3 separate regions of the Homo sapiens genome follow, and regions 1 and 3 are each linked to region 2. Evidence: chromatin loops called from intact Hi-C (ENCODE). Cell type or tissue: mammary epithelial cell. All regions are shown on one strand.

Region 1 (2,500 bases), 200 kb after region 2:
TAGTTAATTGCCAAACTAAATGAAGCTGTGCCCTCTAGTTAAATACTCGCTCAGCTACTTAAGTGTTTCAGTTACGTTTCTACTCAGCCTGGAATCATTCTTGAAAGTTACGGACTGTGCCGTTTCTCCAACCACATACAGAAAAACAAATACACCTAAACTCCAATTTCTCTTGAGAATTAAATCTTATGTTTCACAGCAGGCCTTTCTGGGGCATCAGGGTGGAGACTTGTTTATGAGTGATACATGCGTTTGTCCCAACTTCAAAAGAACCACATTTTCAGTGGTGCCCCATCGGTCTTCCCCCATTCGAGAAAAGCCGAGAGTCTATTTCATGGTTGGTGACCCGTGGGGCCTGAAACCACAGAAGAGCACCAGCAAATGCAAATCAATCGCCTCTCCTACCCTCCCACACTATTTCCGCTCGTTTTCCATTGAGGACTCTGACCAAGTGTCAAAAGCGGACAGACGCACTTTTCTAGGTCACTTTTCCTTGGCCAGCGAGGGAGCAAGCCTCCTTGTTTTCATGTTAGCCATCCCTCTGACCCTACTCTCCAAAATGAGCCTCAGCCAGGCTGCTGCTTTTCCACATCACTAATAAGATTCCTTTTATGGTCTTGTGAAAAGCGAGGGGCTCCAGACAGATCCTCCGGCAGGAGGGTGGAACCACCTGCAGGCCCCTTCCCCCTAAACTCCAAACACACGTTCAAGGGCAGTTTGAGTATTCACAGTCAGCTTGGGCCAGCCAGATTTAAACGCAGCCAGACTCTTTAGCTTAAAGTTCTCCCTAATAGGGGATTAACAAACAAGATAAATACTCTTGGTAAAAATGAAATCCCACAACAGAAACAGCCCTTGGACCTCAAGAGAGCTTCACAGACAGCGTTGGTTTTAATTTTTCTTTTTATAAACCCCTTTTCATGGCAGTTTTTGATAACTGTCTTATCTCACCCACAGCAGAGGGCACTTTATAATGCCAGCTCCTGTAATCGTGGATTTTAAGAGCCACCCCAAGCTTCATACACAGACACAGCCAGATAGTCTCCCCTCTGTCTCCTCCCAGAATCACAACCTAAGCCGGCGGACAGGAGGCAGCAGAGTGCACCCCATTAGAGCACGTGGTGGAAAGCAATGCTCTGGGGCACCGAGCTCCCCCTCTCACCACCCACCCTCCCAGCACAGGCTAGGCCAAGCCCCAGTCTTGGCAATGAGTCATGCCTCCTGGACAGCAGGAGCCAGGCAGAGGGCACACCCCCAACATTTCCCTTTCCTCCCCTTCTGCAATCGCACCCATCTTCCTTCCACCCATTTTGGGATGTTGCAAGGGCCTCGCTGCAGGATCTGCCAGCTGGGCCCGGGCCTCGAGCTCCTTTGGGGGCGGAATGGGGCGGGGGGATGAGGGCCTATCACTTACACCCTCAGGCACTACCTCCAGAAGACCACCCCTTCCAAGCCTTGGCACGGCCCCCGAAGGCTTGCGGGGGCCGTGCACCCGCCCTTCCCGGGGAAGTCTGCAAACACAGCTGTTCCAGAGCCCGGGAACCGCTGGAAGTGAGGCCACAAGAGCTACACCACTCGGGGGCGGGGGCAGGAAGGGGCCAGCAGCGGGCGGGGGTTCCCAGGTCTACAGCTCCTGTGAGGGCCCCAAGAACCTCCTCCTGCGGCGGCCGCCCCCGGCCCTTAAGCCGAACCTGGAGAGCGCCCCCGCACACACTAAAATCTCCCGGGGAGCAGCGGGAAACGGACTCCCCCACACCCTCCAGGAAGGACACACCCGCCCTCCCGGCCGTTCACGGGAAAGGGGAGGTTGCCAATTTGGACGGCGTTCGCAGGCCAGAACTGCGCCGAGTCGCCTTCCACGGCGCACCAGGTTTAATTAGTTAAGCAAAGAGATCAGCTACAACGATCTCTTGGCTTGGGGCCGGGAGAGTTACTCTGGGAACTTCAAGTTGCAAGTTTACACCGGCCTTCCTAGGAGCCTGGTCCCATAAACCCTCTGGGATCCCCACTTTTGTGCACTAAGCAAATAGCAGCAGGAATGGGACCCACCTCGACTACCCCAGCCGAGATCTAACTATAGTGTCCCGGCTCCCTCACCCGCCACCCCTAGAGATTTCCCCAGTTAGCGCCTAGTTTCAAGCCAAAGCCCTTTAAATCCCTCTCGCAAGGGATAACAGGGCTCGGCCAGGCGCGGGTGTGAGGCTCCGCCCGGCCTCCTTCCCGAGTAGTCACTCACCGGCCAGGCGAAACTGAAAGGCAGCACGATGCGGTTGCGGTCGTTGCCGCGGCTGGCCTTGAGGTTGAAGGTGTTGCCCCCGATGACAGGCGTGGACCCTGAGCCGAAGCTGCAGGGCCCCCCGGCCGTGACGCGGGACTGATACTCCTTGAGGCACACTTTGAAGTATGTGTCACACTCGTCGCGGGTGCACTTGCGGTCTCCCGGGTTCCGGGCGCCGCCGCAGCAGTTCCCGTTCTGCAGCTCCCCGTTCACGTTCTGCAT
Region 2 (2,500 bases):
TAATCTGAACTCTCCAGCTAGACGTAAGGCATTCTGATAATTACTCTCCCCTTCCTTTTTAACTTGGACCCATGTTTGTTTTCATCTTGGAACTGGGGAACGTGGCCCACTTATTCCTGTGAAACTAATGCATTTGCATTTCCTGCAGTCATCTGGCTTTTCTGTGGTTTTCCCTCTGTTTGCTATCTCTCACCTTTTCTTCCTTGGTCCACACCCTTCAGCTTTTTCCAAGCTTGACCAGTGAATGACTTGCTTTTTCTTTGTTACACATCTAAACCTTTCCCATATTGATTTCTCTCTTGCTATGTGTTTTTTTGACTGTTATGTGCAGTTTATGTTATGTTTTATATATATTTCCAATTTGTTTTCTTTCCTAAGAACATCATCTTGAGGTGATATACATCTGCTTTTATATACATTATGCCTAGCCACATTCCCTGGGAAGAAGGAGCTGTCCTATGCTTCTTTCATATCTGCACAGACCTTGAATAATCTAAAGCAGGGGTGTCCAATCTTTTGGCTTCCCTGGGCCACACTGGAAGAAGAATTGTCTTGGGCCACACATAAAATACACTTATACTAACAATAGCTTTAAAAAAAAATCGCAAAAAAAATCTCATAATGTTTTAAGAAAGTTTACACATTTGTGTTGGGCTGCATTCAAAGCCATCCTGGGCAGCGAGTTGGACAAGTGTGGTCTAAAGCATTTCTGAAGTGCCCAGTACCCCCCACTTTCCTTGTCCCAAAGATGACAAGTTTCTTCGTCTTGGCTCATAGAGAACAGGGAAGTCACTCCAGCTTTGGATTATTTCTTACTGGTCTTTTTTTCAGTTCCAGTCAGGGAATGTTGTAATCTTCAATTTGTGGTATATTTGTTTTTTTAAAAAAAAAATCATCTCAACCTATTTCTCCTTTTAGGAGTCCACAGTTCCACTTTGAAAATATTTTTAATAATTCTTTTGAAAATAATCTCTATTAATAATCAAGATGACAATCCATAGAATTTGCTTCTATATGCTTCAGAAAAGTAAAATGTTTCAGTATAATGGTTTTGATTGTCTAGACATTATATTTTATTTTAATAATTTCTTAGTGTTAGACCTTGATACTTTTAATTTTTTCCAACATATGTACAAAGCATGTGTTTTTATTACTTATTCTAGTGTAAAAATTAATTCTTACCAGAAAAGTAAACTCAGGATCTCTTACCAAATAGATGAACTCAGTAAGCACCTTGGATTCTCTCTGAGGGCTGTAGGGGGCATCATTGTTCCAATGTTTTATAAAGTATCTTCCCGCTGTGATCTAAAGAAGCACAGCAACTAAAGTGCTTTTACAGTCGTTGGCTCGTGCCCACGTTACTATGACATCCTAAATGCCTGTTTGTTTGCCTGGTGGTTGTATGTGCACACTTGCATCCCTAGCCTTTTATGAATGTGTATATTTAGATTGCTTCTGTCATAGAGTCCTCCTCACTAGGATGTACCACCACCAAACACCGAGGGAAGACAGTCCCAACGACGAAAACTATCCAAAGTGGCCCCAGGGAAAGCATTCTCAGAGTGACACAAGACTGCCTCTTCAGTACTTCCTTTCCAGATTCAGGAACCTGGAGATGATGGTCGGAGAGTAAGGATCCTCTTTGTCCTTTGAAAGCTTTGGGACCCCAGTTCCGCCCTGGTCCCAGCAGTAAGGGCTGGAGGGGGCCAGTCGAGTCTGGAAAGAAATCCTTGAAGTCATAGTTTTATTACCATTACTGCTCATCCGACTCACCTTTCCTTTTTGTTATTATTACTCTTAGTTTGGGGGATGCTTGGTTGAGAAAGTGAGGGATGGGGTAGCGATTGAGAGTGTCCTTGCAATTTACAGTCCCAGAGAATTCCATGGAAATGACATTCCATTGAAATGGCAAAAACGTACAGCAGCGTAGCCGTCATTAGCCAAATAATGTAACGATGCATAGTGTTTGCTAATTGTGCTTTGAGATACTTCTCTAGTAGTAGGCTCTTGGAATATCCATGATTAAGTAATACAGGAAGCTAGGCCTCTATATGTGTCACTTTGTCCCATGTGAGTGTCATGTGACAAAAACACTGATTTTCAGACTGTTGGAAATAATCAGGTTATTAATAGTTACCTTAAACACTCACATACACACATGCACACACTTGTGCTATATTTTGCGAGTTTAATATGAGGTGAAAAAAGAATGTCATGCTGTTTGTTCCACAGTGGAATAGCATTATATAGATTCTGGTAAGGTATGTACCAGGTCTAGCATCCGGATCCTTATTACCTGAAAAATTCACCATATGTTACTGATTAGTATTGAGATCATGTCTGGTTCTAAATTTTTGTGGTTCTCTAAATCTATTCATTTTACTCTAGGTTCTTTGATAGCACTTCTTGAAATTTAGATCATCAAGTCTTTGAGGAAAGGATTCTAGAAAATTAAAATATCAGACTTTTAATCAGGATTCCTGAATGCATGTTGTGGTTT
Region 3 (2,500 bases), 67 kb after region 2:
ACTGCGCCCGGCCCAAGAACATGTAGTTTTGTCTAGGGTAAGAGTCAAGGTATGAACTTAAGAGGTTTCATCCTTAGTCTCATGAATTCCCAAACCAGGAGAGAATAATGGAACTACCTGTGTTGCATGCACATTCATGCTCCATCCTCACCCCTTCACCCAGGTGTTCACTACTCACATATGCCTGAATTTTATTAACTAAAAACAAGTTCTTTCCTTCACTAGAGATGAATGTGTTTAAAAAGCAAATATTGAGTAAATTTGCATAGCAGATCAAATGCTTTCAAAGGGGTAAGGATTTTGGAGAATGCTTTGTTTTGAGAAAGCCTGAAGACCCTGAGCTAGAGACACACTGTTTAGAAAGATGAGCCTGGAAACACTAGTGAGGGAGAAAAGCAGAAATGAGCGCCGGAGACTCCACCAAGGGAGTCCGAAAAGTCAGGGCACTGTGGGTGAACTTGAACCTGAATGTAGAATGGCTCTTACGGTATCTATAATTTGCAAACTTCTTATATACTATTTACATAATAGTTCTCCACTTAGAGATCTTTAACACACCTTCTTGTTTTTTGGAATGTGACAAGTTTTATAGCTAGTATGGACAGGAGAGAGGATAACTTTAAAATGTGGTGAATAGGGCTGGGCGCTGATGGCCTATGCCTGTAATGGCAGCATTTTGGGAGGCTGAGGCAGGAGGATCGCTTGAGCCCAGGAATTTGAGGACAGCCTGAACAACACAGCAAGACCTTGTCTCTTTAAAAAAAAAAAAAAGGATTAAATAAATATGGTGAGTTGGTTGCAGTGAGCAGTGCTTCTGTATCATCAATTAGAAATATTGCAACGGTTTGATCTCTCAGTCGCCTGTTAGTTCATCCAAGGAAAAGGAAAGGCAGAGAGCCTTGTTTCTTTGCATGTGTGACACTCAGAAGCCAGCAGTTCTGCAGGCAGTTTCCTAAGGTCTGGCTCCCTTGGCAAACGTTACCTTGGCTGCAGGTAACTTTATTCTTTGTGAATAATGCCAGCCTGGCCACCGTTGCCCTCTTCTGGTAAGGGGCTAATGCTACAAACGTACTGAGTTTTACAAGGAAGGAAAACTCAAGCTCGATTTTCACTTTGGTCAACTGTGCTATGCCAGCTGGCATAAATCCCTACAATGAAATGAATGTTTGGTTTAAAATGTTGTAATGTATACTCAGACCATGGAACCATGTGAGGGTCTAATCTTATTTACAGTTTTGGCTTTGAGGACTACCTTGGGTATCCATATCATTTCCCACAGTTGGGCCACTTTCTGTTTGGCAAAAAAGATTTCTTTCAGCCTTTTCTCTGCCTGTGAAACCCTGTCTGGCTGCTTCATTAGCTAACACATGTGTGAATTTGCATCATTGATAATGGCAGCAAATGCAAGGAATATGGTTTTAATCAAATTTTAGTATCTAATATCTCTGAAGCTTAGGGCATAGAACATTAGAGGCCTGGGATAAACAATTCATATTCAATAGCAGCATTTTAGCATTTCTTGGTGACATATTTACACAATTTATAATTTAGAGATGAGTTTATGTTACATGGTAAAACTTGAGAATATGCTGAAATAACGCACTGTGTTGGGAGGGGGCAATGAAAATATGGGGCTACTATGGCAGTTTATGCAGGAACTACTTTAAGGGCAGTCCTTGTTGCCCTACCCAGTGCTTAATTTTTTGTGACCAATCTTTGGTTGGCACCTCTCTTTCCCTCCCCAACTGGGAAGAAGGTAAATACTCCAGTCAACTAAGTGGGCTTTGTGTTTAATGGAACCCGTAATGAATACTTACAAAGGAAACACTGTTTCGTGAGGCATGTACTTCCTTACTATAACTCTTTTTAAAATTTAGATTCTTAAGTAATCCATTAGGTTGCAGTTTGGCCCGAAGAGTATCACAGATAAAAGCTAGCTACCATACTCGTTTGGATTATTAGGATCTAAAGACATGATGTTGATCTTTTTATGCTGGATCAGTTTGATATTTACAGTTCAGTTGATTCATGTAATTTTTCTAGGAATTGAATAGCAACAAGAAATACATCTAATATCATGATCTCCTTATGACATTAATAATACATGAGAAGAATCTTTAAGTTTTACCCTTATGCAAATGCCCCATGCAAATTACCCAAAATAAAAATGGTTAGGTAACAAGGTCTCTCAAGAGAAAGGACAACATGATCATTTAGATTTTGACAAAAGTAATGAGATAGCCTATTTTTTAGATGTTGTCTGTTCACAATTCCTGAATTTATTTTTTAATTCCTTTCTCCCTGCCTCCATCCCTTCTTTCATTGATTTAGGCCCTGTTAAAAGCTAACAGTGATATAAGAATGCTTTATAGAGCTGGGGTAGTTTGTCAGCTGGCCAGGTGATGAATCATGGAATAGAATTCTTTCTGTGACCAAATTAAACCCTAATCCCATGAAGAAAGCAGTCATTGACAACTTCTGGCAAGGTAAAGACTAAGAG

Evidence for each region. A loop is a pair of places that touch in the nucleus more often than their neighbours do. Peaks named below come from ENCODE experiments on the same cell type or tissue, not always from the same donor. Only the 100,000 strongest peaks of a DNase experiment are listed, where the experiment ranks them.
Region 1: it touches region 2 in a loop (9-fold over the local background); 32 of 110 quality-filtered maps call a loop at or near these places.
Region 3: a loop joins it to region 2, with 11 times the contacts of the local background. A loop is called at or near these places in 31 of 110 quality-filtered maps.

What each region holds. Positions count from the first base shown.
Region 1 is chr20:10,670,465-10,672,964 of GRCh38, forward strand. It overlaps JAG1 (jagged canonical Notch ligand 1), which reads right to left. Exons shown (of 26, transcript NM_000214.3): 2 at 2,237-2,500. Among named protein-coding and RNA genes, the nearest start is that of JAG1, 2.3 kb to the right of the region's middle. RefSeq lists silencers at 178-227, 278-327. In mammary epithelial cell, a CTCF peak has its summit at 1,087; DNase peaks (open chromatin) are centred at 1,217 and 2,261; H3K4me3 peaks cover 2,500 bases; H3K27ac peaks cover 2,017 bases.
Region 2 is chr20:10,468,439-10,470,938 of GRCh38, forward strand. All of the region lies in intron 2 of SLX4IP (SLX4 interacting protein), which reads left to right. Among named protein-coding and RNA genes, the nearest start is that of SLX4IP, 34 kb to the left of the region's middle. In mammary epithelial cell, a CTCF peak has its summit at 1,255; a DNase peak (open chromatin) is centred at 1,303; H3K27ac peaks cover 643 bases.
Region 3 is chr20:10,535,608-10,538,107 of GRCh38, forward strand. The region is part of intron 2 of SLX4IP (SLX4 interacting protein); the gene reads left to right. Among named protein-coding and RNA genes, the nearest start is that of SLX4IP, 100 kb to the left of the region's middle. In mammary epithelial cell, a CTCF peak has its summit at 1,041 (motif pointing left); a DNase peak (open chromatin) is centred at 2,424.